Regions from separate parts of the Mus musculus genome. Here regions 2 and 3 are each linked to region 1. A link is a contact called in ENCODE POLR2A ChIA-PET data. All regions are on one chromosome and are shown on one strand. Each heading gives the region's core, a stretch centred on a gene start or an enhancer-like site at or near the end of the contact. The rest is flanking DNA. Distances are from core to core; before and after follow the strand shown.

Region 1 (4,181 bases), core at 1,244-3,743:
GCATTGGAAGTAGGCGTATCTGAGAAAGATAGGTGCACAAGAGAATGTGGGTACCAGAGGGTAGAACTGTAGAGGGCGTTGTGGAGCTGAACCTGGTTGAGTCTTGATGCTCATCAAGCTTTCCTGTTTCTGTCTTGCTCTTTTTGGCCAGGGCTTTAAGGAAAGCTCTAACTCACCTGGAAATGCGCCGAGCGGCCCGAAGGCCCAACCTACCCCTGAAGGTGAAACCAACGCTGATGACAGTGCGGCCCCCAGTTCCTCTGCCCGCTTCTTCACATCCTGCCAGCACCAATGAGCCCATTGTCCTGGAGGATTGAGCATCTTAGGGGAAGGGAGGTGGGATGAGAGGTAGAGGGGTGGGTGCCCAGGACATACAAATCTTCATTCCTTTTGGTATCAAAGGGAGTAAGGAGTGAGGGAGGGTTGACCCTGGTGTGTGTGTGTCCTTGCAGGGGTTGGACACCCTCTGGTGTTAGTTACTGCCTGTAACTGCCAGTAACGTCCCTTTTTGGGCTTCACAGCCTATAGGAACTTGCCTGTGTGTGTACCTACCCTATTTGGGGCCTGGGACCCACAGGTGGTTTGGACAGTTGGGGGGGAGGGTTTTTTAATTTTTTAAAAATGAACCTCCCTTTGTAAAAGGGATGGAGGAGGGGAAGAGTAAACATATCAGGTGTTAGTCCCTGGCAGGGGAAGGGAAGTACACTGCCATGTCTCATTTTTCCTTATTTTCTAATGGGGGGTTACTCTTACTGTCCGGTGTCCGGACTTTCCTAATTGGAATTTGAGAGCCCTAAGATGGCGTCAACCCCAGCCCATGCTCACTCTTTCTTCCCTCCCCTTTCTCCCTCTGCCTTTTATATGCCAATTCTCAGAAATAAAGATCTTTTGTCTGTTTTTTAACCTCAGATTCTGTAATTGGTTCTTACAGTGACAAATAAAAAGCTGTTTTCTTCAGCTCCTCCAGGCTCAGCTATTCTGTGTGTGTGTGCGCGCGCGTGCGCTGCATTTTTGTTTTGGGGGTGTTTTTGAGAGGGAAAATAGAGGACAAAGGACAATGAAGGAGGTACAGATGGTGCTTGGTCTAGGAGCAGCTTTCTGAGACATGCAGCCGGACTGGGAGGAAGTCTGTGCCAGCTAGCCTTCTTGTGGGACTCGAGCTTCTCCCATTGGGGCTGAAGTGCAAGCATTATCTTGGTCTAGATTTGTTCCGAGCTCTAAGGGCTCTCCGTCTCCACAGAAGGGTGTGAGGATGTCTGCCTGTTACCTACTTGTCCTTTGGATGCCAGGGAATTGGTCCCAGGGCCCAGAGAATGCTAGGCAAGTGCTCTACTATTGAGCTACCTACATCCTCAGCCTTAACTTTCATTTAGGCATTCTAGGAAATGTTAGCTAACAGGCAAAGATGTACTCCAACAAATGCTGCTTGTGTTGGCACATCCCTACCTTTAATCTCAGCAACGGGGAAGCAAGACTGCAATTCAAGCTCAGTGGTGTATGTATACAGACTGCTGCCTCAGGATTAACAATCAACCTTAGCAACTGCCCCTGCTTTTAAGCGTACTGCAGTATTCTCTTTTTTGGTTTGGTCTGCTCTTTTGGGTTGGCATAAGGATTAGATGCCTGAGGAGGGCCCAATAAGGAGGGACACAGGGCCTTATAGGTGACTCAGTCAAGGTCGCAGACTGGTTGGTGTTCTGCCTAAGGTCTACTGTGCGGCTGATAATCACAGCACAAGCTGCTGAGCTCTCACCTGGTAGCCCTTCCATTTCATCACGGGCCCTATGATCGACCAGCTTTCATACTCTCCTCTGCTTCTGAAACCACACGACTAATTCTGGTTGGGGATCTGCTACACTTCCCGTTCCACATTCTTGAATGAATGTCCTTATCTCTTACCACTGTAGTCAGTTCTTCATTGTACTGCCTTGAAACGGGCCTCGTTAATATACTTCATTCAGACTACATCTGTGGAAGAAACTGGCAGACTAAGCTATCAGCCATCTGGCATTGCGCTCATTGAATCCAGCTGATGGGGGTGGGAGAGACAGGGATGGACAGCTCTGAGAACACTTGTAGAAGGATCAGGCTGCAGAGAAAGGAACTGACCTGAGGATGCGGGAGTCCCTGAGCTCCACAAGGCAAGCGATTGGAAACACCCACCCTCTGCGTCTATTCGCAGGGTAAAATAAGAGATTGAGGGGGCAGTTGTGTGGTGAAATAAAGGCATAGATCGCCCGCCACCACTTGGCAAAGAAGGACTTCTGCTGTCAAGAAGCAAGCACGCCTTTGTGGCTGCTTAATGAATATTCACGATTCTTCGGGCCAATCAACGCTGGAGTAGAACGAAGCTCTCCAACTAGTTAACTGTAGGCCAATAAGCATCGTCGAAGGGCGGCCTTTCCCGAAAGTGTTTTAGAGCTGGAACTCTCAATCCTACGAACGAGGTTTCTGGAGGAATATGGCAGCAAAGGACACGACGTCACTTCCTACTACATTGACGGAAGTGGCTTCCCCGCACGCACGTTACAATTTTTAGTTGTGTGTTCCGGTGTGTTTCCGGCGAAATAGGCTGTAGGCGTTCCGTACCGGAGAGTGGCTATGGCGGCGGTGGATTCGGACGTTGTATCGCTGCCGCGTGGCCGCTTTCGCTGCTGCCTCTGCGATGTTACTACAGCCAACCGTAAGCGGTGGCTAGTGAGGGAGGAGGGTGGGTGCTAGTGAAAGTTAGGGTTATCTAGGTTATGTGTTTTTGGTGTTTTTGTTTTTGAAAATAGGGTCATCCACCTATTTTCACTCATCATATCCTAGGGCACTGGAGAGTGGGGAAAAATCTGACCTGTGGTTCCTGCTATGGAAAATCTCCATAGTGAAAGTTTCATTATTCCCTTTAAAATCATCACCCGCTGTCCATCCCTTCTGTTTCTGGTACTTCTGCTGGTCTCTGGAGTAGGGAAGGCGATTTAGGAACTCATTGTTTGGCCTGAGGTAGTTTCAGTACACCACGGGTATGTTCACAGAGAAGGCAGTAATTCAGTCGGAGACTCCCCAATGGAGGCTTTCTCTAGAGGCGAGGATGAGTGAAATAGCGTGATCTGAATGAGGGCCGAAGGTGCCAGTGAGGAAAAGGTGTAGGGAAGGTGGACTAGATCATTCTGTGACATTGTGAACGACTCAATGACACATCAGATCCTACTTTTTATGTCCGCAATTGTGATCTCCCCTAAACAGGGCCTTCTAGTATTTTCTTTGTGAATGACACCCCCCCCCCCCCCCCAGCACTCTGCTCATTAGGGCAAGCCAGCAACTTAGGAGCCTTCTTTGTTCACATAACATGCTTCCATGGCACCAAGCAGCTGACTGATAATTAAATAATAGCTAATTTTCTACACTTACACATCCAAGCCCACATCCCAGAAGGCTGGAGCTGTACATGAATGATGCCTATATGTTAGACACTATCATTTCCATCATATGTCTGAGAAAATGTTATGTCTGCATTACCCACCTTTTTGTTTTTGTTTTTGTTTTTTTGTTTTTGGTTTTTTGAGACAGGGTTTCTCTGTATAGCCCTGGCTGTCCTGGAACTTATTCTACAGACCAGGCTGGCCTTGAACTCAGAAATCCATCTGCCTCTGCCTCCCAAGTGCTGGGATTAAAGGCGTGCGCCACCACTGCCTGGCTATGGAATACCTACTTTTTATTCCTGAGAATTATTCAGGGCTCTAATTTATTTAGTTCTTGTACATATGGCCTTGGACAAGTTACTTAATTCTTCTCCAGTGTGCAGATGTTTCTTTGCTTACTGCTTCTTGTTGGTTTGGTTTAAGACCTACCTACACTGTAGCCCTTTCTCACTTAGACCCCTTAGAGAATGCACTGTGTAGAAAAGGGAAGAATATCAAGTGTGGAAGGAGGTACAACTCTGTCCCAGTGTCACCCTTTGTCGTTGAAGGAACAGAAGATGTCCATATGTACAGAGCAGAGCAAGAGAACAGGTACACTAACAGACCCTTTTTATGCTTACGTCTGACATTTGTCTCTCCAGGACCCAGCCTCGATGCCCACTTGAAAGGCCGGAAGCACCGGGATTTGGTGCAACTCCGAGCTACCAGGAAGGCACAGGGACTCCGAAGTGTGTTTGTCAGTGGCTTCCCCAGGGATGTGGGTTCTGCTCAGCT
Region 2 (3,768 bases), core at 127-2,626, 130 kb after region 1:
ACTATGCTGGCCTGGGCAGGACCTTGGCCTACTAGCAGGATCAAGATATTAACTTAGCAGGTCAGGGAAAAAAAACCAAAATCCCAATGGCCACTTCCTATTTTTCTCCAATTTCATTTACACTGCACAGATAATTCACCTTTTCTATGGTTGTAGTCAGTTCATTTTTGCATTTGGCCATGCACTCGCGCACGCGCATGCGTAGATTCACCTCGTGCCCAGCAGCTCTCATGGGTGCTCATGGGGCTTCATGTTTGCACAGCGAACAGTTTCCTGATAGCTACGTTTCCTAGTACTCTCTGCATTTGAAGAACCTAAGGTATGTACCTTTCTCTGGGCTAATACACATTCTTGCACATTGCCAAAGCAGATATCTCTAAGGCAGAGATTCACTGCAATATAATTGTATTTCCTTTTATTCCCAGTCATCGGCATTGTGTTTGTGCAAGGTAAATACTTTCTTAGCAGTGAATAAGTCGTTAAAATTCGCAACTTTTTATGACCTTGGACCTTGTCCATTTAAATAATGCTCACCTAGGTGGGTAGTTCGAGGGAGGCCACATATGCACCTTAGACAGAATGACCTGGATGCAGAAGAATCTAGGGCCTTGGGAGTGAAGGAGTGGGCCGCCACCAGGGCCCAGCCTGCCACAAATAGTCTCTTTTGGAATCACTGGTCCCCCTGACCTGCCCTGGAATTTTTACAATCCCAGCCCCTCCTCTGGCAGACAATGAAGGAGTGGGTGTGGTGGCTTTAGTGCTGTGTACACAAATGAGTGTTTATGGTGGACTTTTCTCATCATTATCCCTAGTTTACTGACCCTGAAGAGTCCTGTGTGGGAGGTTCTACCATCAGTAGGGCAGGAGCTGGGCCTCCGCTCTGGGTTGTGTGAGAAATAAAAGAGATATGCTAATGTCTGCCAAGCCAAAGCTTGTAAGGTTGCAGTTTCTGCTATGGGACTTTAAAACCAGGCAGGTGGACCAATTCTTGGTCCTCTCTGTCTTCAGGGCCATCTCAGAGTCTAGATATGTCAGGATGGCCTTTGAGGTCTTGTGGGAGTGGAATTACTCCTAATTCCAATAGGACTGGCCGGTCACTGGAAGGCTTCAGCCGTGCTACTTGTGTGCCGTGCTAGACTACTTGTGTGCCTTTCGGTGGGTTTTTCCTCAGAATTTTGACAAAAACAAACAAATAAACAAACAAACAAGCAAACAAACTCTGCCCAAATAAAGCTTTAGAGGCCAGATAAAACGATTTAAAATCGATGCTAGAGAATGACTCTCACCATCTGCCCCGCCCAAAAGTCAAAGGGTTGGTGCGGGGTCTAGTCCTCAAACTCGCAGGGGGCGGTAGCATGGACTACACTGCCCCCTGGTGGCCACGACGCAGGAGCAGGCGTGGCCCGTAACCGCCCATGTAGCTGCTTCTAGGCGCTGAACTGGCTGCCTGGCTGGCTGGCGTTCTCTTCCATAGCTTCCTTGTTCCGGTGCCCTCTGCCTCTTCCCTTTCTATTTCTACATACAGCTCTTCTGCACACGCCTCCAACTCTACTCTTTTTTCAACCTTTTGGGATGGTGTGGCCCGGCTCCAGTGGAGGCTCGCTGATGTTAGGACAAATTCTAAACCAATCAACATCTTTTTGGGCAGCGGATATTGTGTGTGGCCAGTACAAAAAGGTCCCAAGGTGGGGCTTGACTTTTAGGAACTAAAGGTCGAAGAGAGGGGATGTCTGGATTGAGAAGGGGGAGACAAGGGCTGTCATGGGTCTTGTGTTGAGCTTGAACATTTATGGTCCGTATGCTTTTAAGACTGGAGTGTGGGAACACTGCTAAGATTTTACATGGGATCAAACTCCCTGTGGTGGATGCATGGTCATTGAATTGCTTAGCAGTTAGTCAGCTGGCAGCCTGTAAAGGGGCCTCTGGGATTGCAGCAGCCAGGGATGATGGTGTGGCCAGGAGATATTGAAGGAGTGAATGACCCCAGAGGTCTCGGTTGATTGGACAAAGAAGGGCTAAGGGATGCCTATCAGGCTCCTGGCTGGAATAGTGTAGCCCAGAGGATGGAGTTAGAATCCAGTAACATTTAGGACCAGACATGGGGAGGGAGGGATGGTATTACAGGTCTTTTAGACAAGCTAGGCTAGGGCTGTTGAATAGATGGTGGGACTTAACATTCTATTACTAGGTAGGGCATTGCAGTCTACTGATGGCAAATAACTGAAGTGTAGAGGAAGGAGGACTTGTGGGATCTTGTGTGGCACCAGGGCAGGACTCAGCTGTCCTCCCTTACTTCTGGTTCCCTTCACTCACTCCAGCTCCAATGCTCTGGCTCCAGCAGGTACAGAAAAAGACCATTGCACACAGGCAGGTGAGATGCTCGCAGTTTATTGCAAAGAGGAAGGAGGGGTTGGTGTGGGGAAGCCGAGGAGCCGAGGAGACACAGGGCAGTGACAAGGCTTTAGCAGTAGAATATCTCTGAAATCCAGTGAGCTTCAGAATCTTAAATCTTGCTTACACAGAGGACTTGTTAGGATTTTCTCCTAGAATAAAGAAACACCCCACACCCCCAATAGTGAGTGAACCTCAGAAGTAGATGCAGTAGTGGTGCAGAGACTTATCAGACAAAAGCCACAGTAAATTCTGAGAGGAATTGAGGGTTAGAAGGCCTTGGATGGGGAACAAAATACTCATGGATGGAGTTACAAAGACAAAGTTAGGAGCAGAGCCTGAAGGAATGACCATCCAGAGACTGCCCCACTTGGGGATCCACCCCATAAACAACCGCCAAACCCAGACACTAGGCAGATATCAACAAGAGCCTGCTGACAGGAGCCTGATATAGCTGTCTCCTGCAAGGCTCTGCCAGTGCTCGGCAAATACAGAAGTGGATGCTCACAGTCATCCATTGGACAGAGCACAAGGTCCCCAGTGAAGGAGCCAAAGAAATACCCAGGGAGCTGAAGGGGACTGAAGACCCATAGAAGGAACATCAATATGAACAAACCAGTACCCTCAGAGCTCCTTGGAACTATACCACCAATCAAAGAAAACACATGGTGGAACTTGTGGCTCTAGCTATATTTGTAGCAGAGGATGGCCTAGTCCGTTGTCAATGGGAGGAGAGGCCATTGGTCCTGTGAAGGCTCTATGCCCTAGTATAGGGGAATGCCAGGACCAGGAATGGGAGTGGGTGGGTTGGGGAGCAGGGGGGAGTGGATAGGGGATTTTTGGAGGGGAAACTAGAAAAGAGGATAACATTTGAAATGTAAATAAAGAAAATATCTAATAAAAGAGAGAAAGAAAGAAAGAGAGGAAGAGAGAGAGAGAGAGAGAGAGAGAGAGAGAGAGAGAGAGAGAGAAAGAAAGAAAGAAAGAAAGAAAGAGAGAAAGAAAGAAAGAAAGAAAAGAAAAGAAAAGAAAAAGAAGGCCTTGGATGGTTTTCTCAAAGACTACCTAAATTTGATCCACAGGACCCACATGGTGGAAGGAAAGATCCAACTCCTTAAAGATTGTCCTCTGACCTCCACATGTGTCTCACACACACACACACACACACACACACACACACACACTCACACAAAGTAGATAAAATATCAAAATTATTATGGAAAAAAAAATCAGTGGAGTTGGGTGTGCACGGTTCAAGCTTGTAGTACCAGCCACTCAGGAGGCTGAGGTGGGGAGAACACTTGACCCCAGGAGTTTGGGGACAGTGAGACTAGCTCACAGAATCCCCATCTAACACTCATACATACCACCACCACC
Region 3 (4,076 bases), core at 876-3,375, 170 kb before region 1:
TTTTGTTTTTGTTTTTTTGTTTTGCTTTTCAAGACAGGGTTTCTCTGTGTAGCCCTTGCTGTCCTGGAACTCACTTATGTAGACCAGGCTGGCCTTGAACTCAGAAATCTGCCTGCCTCTGCCTCCCAAGAGCTGGGATTAAAGGCCTGCGCCACCATGCCCGGCTGGGTTCCTCATTCTTTATCTCCAGAACAAGTGGGCAATCTACGTAGCCCACGTAGCCATCCTCCCAGTGATTCCTGTTGCTTTTGTACTAAACAAAGATACTGGCCCATGATGGGCAGGCTATGCCTGTGCCTTTCCAGCATCTGTCTGCAAAACCTTATCTTCTTCTCTTGTGATCTAGACTTCCACCCACGGCCACCTCTATTTCCTTATTTCAGGCCATTCTGTTTCTTGTTTGACACTGTCCCTTCTTTGTTCTCTCCAAATCTCTTTGACTCAGTGACCCATCACCTACTACCTCCTTAGATCCCTGTTTGACTGTCAGGGAGGCCTTCCTGGGTTGTATAACTGTCCTTGTCAACTAGGAAGTGAGTTCAAGGTTACCCTAACAACTTAGACTATCTCAAAATAAAATGTAAAAAAAAAAGGCTGGAGCCCGGCAGTGGTAGCATGTACCTTTAATCCCAGCACTTGGGAGGCAGAGGCAGGTGGATCTCTGAGTTCAAGGCCAGCCTGGTCTACAGGGTGAGTTCCAGGACAGCCTGGGCTACACAGACAAACCCTGTCCTGAAAGAAAGAAAAAGTCTGGAGCTGCAGCTCAGCACCAGAGTTTTCCTAACACATGTGACACCTTAGCTTCGAACAGTCTGTAAGTACCCAACACAGCTCGTTACCATCAACTCCACTCTGTACAGGGATGCTGGGCATCAGCATGCAGCTCCCCAGTAACTGTAAGTTGCACAATAGACCAGGTCAGTACGCTCACCTTTGCATCCCAGGCCTCCAGCAGGGTCAGCACATACTATACCCTCATTAACACTTGCTGAAAAAAAAAAGGATAGCTGTTCCAGACAATGTTGTCTATTCAGTCCTAGAACTCACTCTCTAGACCCTGCTGACCTCCAATTCACAGAGATCTTTCTGCCTCTGCCCACCAACCCATCCCGGTGCTGTTATTAAGGACATGGGTCAATACTTCTGATTTATTCACTTTTATGTGCATTGGTGTTTTGCCTGCATGTATATGTCTGTGTGAGGGTGCCAGGTCCCTTGGAACTGGAGTTACAGACAGGTGTGACCTGCTATGTGGGTACTGAGAATTGAATCTGGGTCCTCCAAGGAGACTAGCCAACTGCTCAGCCATCTTTCCAGCACAGCTATTTTCTAAACACATAAATGCCCATGGCCCCCCCAGTTAGTAATATTGTATGAGATATATAATTGTACACATTTGTCCATTTCACAAAGCTGAGGAAGTCTTAGCTCAGAGAGATTACCTGAACTGTCCAAGACCAAACACTAAGCACCGGGTGATTAGACTGCTGGGTCTCAAACACTGTTGTAATTCGACTCAAGATAATATATTCATGAGCTGTAGGCTTGTGTTTGAACTAGGCCTGGCTTTGTAGCCCAAAGATTTGAAGTCCCATCACTAGACTCAGCACTGGATGAGTACGCTTCAGTTTCCCCATCTGTAAAATGGAACCATGCAGTGCTGCGCAAGTGGAAAGCTAGAAGGGAGTTTCTCTATTATGTAGCCCTGTCTTGATAGCTCACAAAATTCGGTCTGTGACCAAGGTCTCCCACTCTTTAGTCTCGTCCTGCCCACCCTCAGTTCCAAGTCCTCCTGACCAGGAGGCGTGGGAACCGATCTCCAAGGACTTCTACGTTGTGAATCCTCCCACCCACCTTCCTCCCTCCCAGCTCCAAAGGGTGCAGGGTCGAGTGGGGAGATCAGGGATTACAGAACTTGTGTCACGTGCTCGGTGAAGGGGGCGGGGTCCTGCGGGCTCCGTGGCTGGTGAGCAGAGCACCGCGGGAAGCGATCCCTGGATCGGGGCAGGACCTGCTCACCTGCAGACTCCGGGGTTGGGAGGGCGCCTGCTGGGGAGGGACGGCTGCTTCCACTCACCGGCTCACGGTAATTCCCTCTCTCCGCGCCCAGGCTCCGCCCTCCATATGCGGAGCCAATCGGTGGCCGTCTACTGAGTTTTCCGCCCACCAAAGAGGCATACCACCTCAAGATTGGCCAGTGTGTATGTGCGGGTAAAGCCACTAGGGCGACGTTGGTCACGTGAGTGGCGCTTCTTAAAGCAACAGCTCCTTTGGGTTAGCTAACAGGTGTGTGTTCCCTGGCTTACACTGAATTAGAGTTCACCGCATAAAACAAGCTGGTCTTGAACTAATAGGCCTTCCTTTGCTTCCAGGATGCTGGGATCAAAGGTGTGTGCTACCATACCGCTTTCTAGTTTCTGATCTTAAAAAAAAAATTTGAGCTGGTGAGATGGCTCAGTGGGCAAGAGCACCCCACTGCTCTTCTGAAGGTCAAGAGTTCAAATCCCAGCAACCAAATGGCGGCTCATAACCATCCGTAATGAGATCTGACTCTCTCTTCTGGAATGTCTGAGGACAGCTACAGTGTACTTATATATAATAAATAAATAAATCTTTTTTAAAAAAAAAGTTTAATTCTGTATGTGTGCTTGTACTTGCAAATAAGAGAACAACTTTTGAGGGCCAGGTAGTGGTGGAGCATGCCTTTAATCCCACAAAAAATACGGGGGGTGGGGGGGGGGAGAGGGCAACTTTGAGGAGTTGATGCTCCTGTAGGCACCAACAGTGGAACTCAGGTTGTTGGGCTTAAGCAACAAGCTCTTTTACTTGTCTTCACCACTTCACCAGTCCTGCATAAAGCTGGATACCGTTCACTTGGTAACATGCTTGTCTAGTACTTGCAGGACATGAACTAGCCAGCACTTGGGGGCTGAAAGTGGGAGGATAAGAAGTTCAGTATTATCCTTGACTAAATATCAAGATTAAGGCTAACCTTGGATATAGGAAACCCTAAGAAAGTAAAATTTATTTACTGTGGTTTAGGTGATCCAACCTACAGCTTTGCATTTGATAGACAAATGTTCTGCCACTGAGCTATATCCTCTATTTATTTTTTATTTTTAAACACACTGGTTGTATAAGGCAAGGTTATCTGGAGTCACAGAACGAATGGGTAGTCTCTATATAGTAAGGGAATTTGTTGATGATGTACACAGTCTGTTGTCCAACTCTCCAACAACGGTCAGCAGGAGCTGTGAATGGAAGTCCAAGAATCTAGCAGTTGCTTAATCCCACGAGGCAAGCAGAAGAAGAGAGAATTTTCCTTTTTCCAATGTCCTGATTGTAGGTCTCCAGCAGAAGGTGTGGCCCAGGTGTGCCAGCAAGTCTGGATCTGGGACTTGATTTGTCTCAGATGACCTTGCACTCAGAAATCTCCTTGCCTTAGTCTCCTGGGATTCATAGCCACTATGCCTCAAGATCTCCATGCCAAGAGCCAGGTCAGAAACTTGTATCTCCCAGCCTCAAGATCGGGATCACAGGTGAGCCTTCCAATTCTGGATTGTAGTTCATTCCAGATATAGTCAAGCTGACAACCAGGAATAGCCACTACACTGCTGTTTTGACTGTATGTATGTGTGAGGGTGTCAAATTCCCTGAACAGGAGCTACAGACAATTGTGAGCTGCCATGTGGGTGCTGGGAATTAAACCCTGATCTTTTGAAAGATCAGTAAGTGCTCTTAATCTCTGAGCCATCTCTCTACCCCTTAAAGAATAATTTTAATTATTTAATTTATTATTTTTAATTTTATTATTATTTTGTTTTTGTTTTTTTTCGAGACAGGGTTTCTCTGTGTAGCCCTGGCTGTCCTGGAACTCACTTTGTAGACCAGGCTGGCCTCGAACTCAGAAATCCGTCTGCCTCTGCCTTCCCAGTGCTGGGATTAAAGGCGCGCACCACCACGTAATTTAAATTTTTTAAGGATTTATTTTATATGTATGTTTTGATGCATGTATATCTGTGCACTATACATGTGCCTGGTGCCCAAGGAAGTCAAAAGAGGGCATCATATCCCCT

Evidence for each region. ChIA-PET counts read pairs that join two places held with the same protein, here RNA polymerase II (POLR2A).
Region 2: POLR2A ChIA-PET joins it to region 1 with 17 read pairs in Patski. The contact joins the enhancer-like site here to the promoter of Tut1 in region 1. POLR2A ChIA-PET finds 5 or more read pairs at or near these places in 4 of 5 experiments (Patski and embryonic stem cell).
Region 3: POLR2A ChIA-PET joins it to region 1 with 11 read pairs in Patski. The contact joins the promoter of Taf6l here to the promoter of Tut1 in region 1. POLR2A ChIA-PET finds 5 or more read pairs at or near these places in 4 of 5 experiments (Patski and embryonic stem cell).

The regions. Positions count from the first base shown.
Region 1 is chr19:8,951,339-8,955,519 of GRCm38, forward strand. It overlaps Tut1 (terminal uridylyl transferase 1, U6 snRNA-specific), which reads left to right and starts at 2,494. Exons shown (of 9, transcript NM_197993.3): 1 at 2,494-2,683; 2 at 4,049-4,181. The coding sequence starts at 2,602. It overlaps Mta2 (metastasis-associated gene family, member 2), which reads left to right. Exons shown (of 18, transcript NM_011842.3): 18 at 152-962. The coding sequence ends at 317.
Region 2 is chr19:9,081,269-9,085,036 of GRCm38, forward strand. Scgb1a1 (secretoglobin, family 1A, member 1 (uteroglobin)) reads right to left here. Exons shown (of 3, transcript NM_011681.2): 3 at 2,374-2,543. The coding sequence ends at 2,496. Among named protein-coding and RNA genes, the nearest start is that of Scgb1a1, 4.8 kb to the right of the region's middle. Within about 2 kb of position 1,377, at least 2 of the 3 ENCODE cell types and tissues checked have a DNase peak (open chromatin) inside an H3K27ac peak, as active enhancers do.
Region 3 is chr19:8,784,191-8,788,266 of GRCm38, forward strand. It overlaps Taf6l (TATA-box binding protein associated factor 6 like), which reads right to left and starts at 2,126. Exons shown (of 12, transcript NM_146092.2): 1 at 2,020-2,126; 2 at 932-988. The coding sequence starts at 939.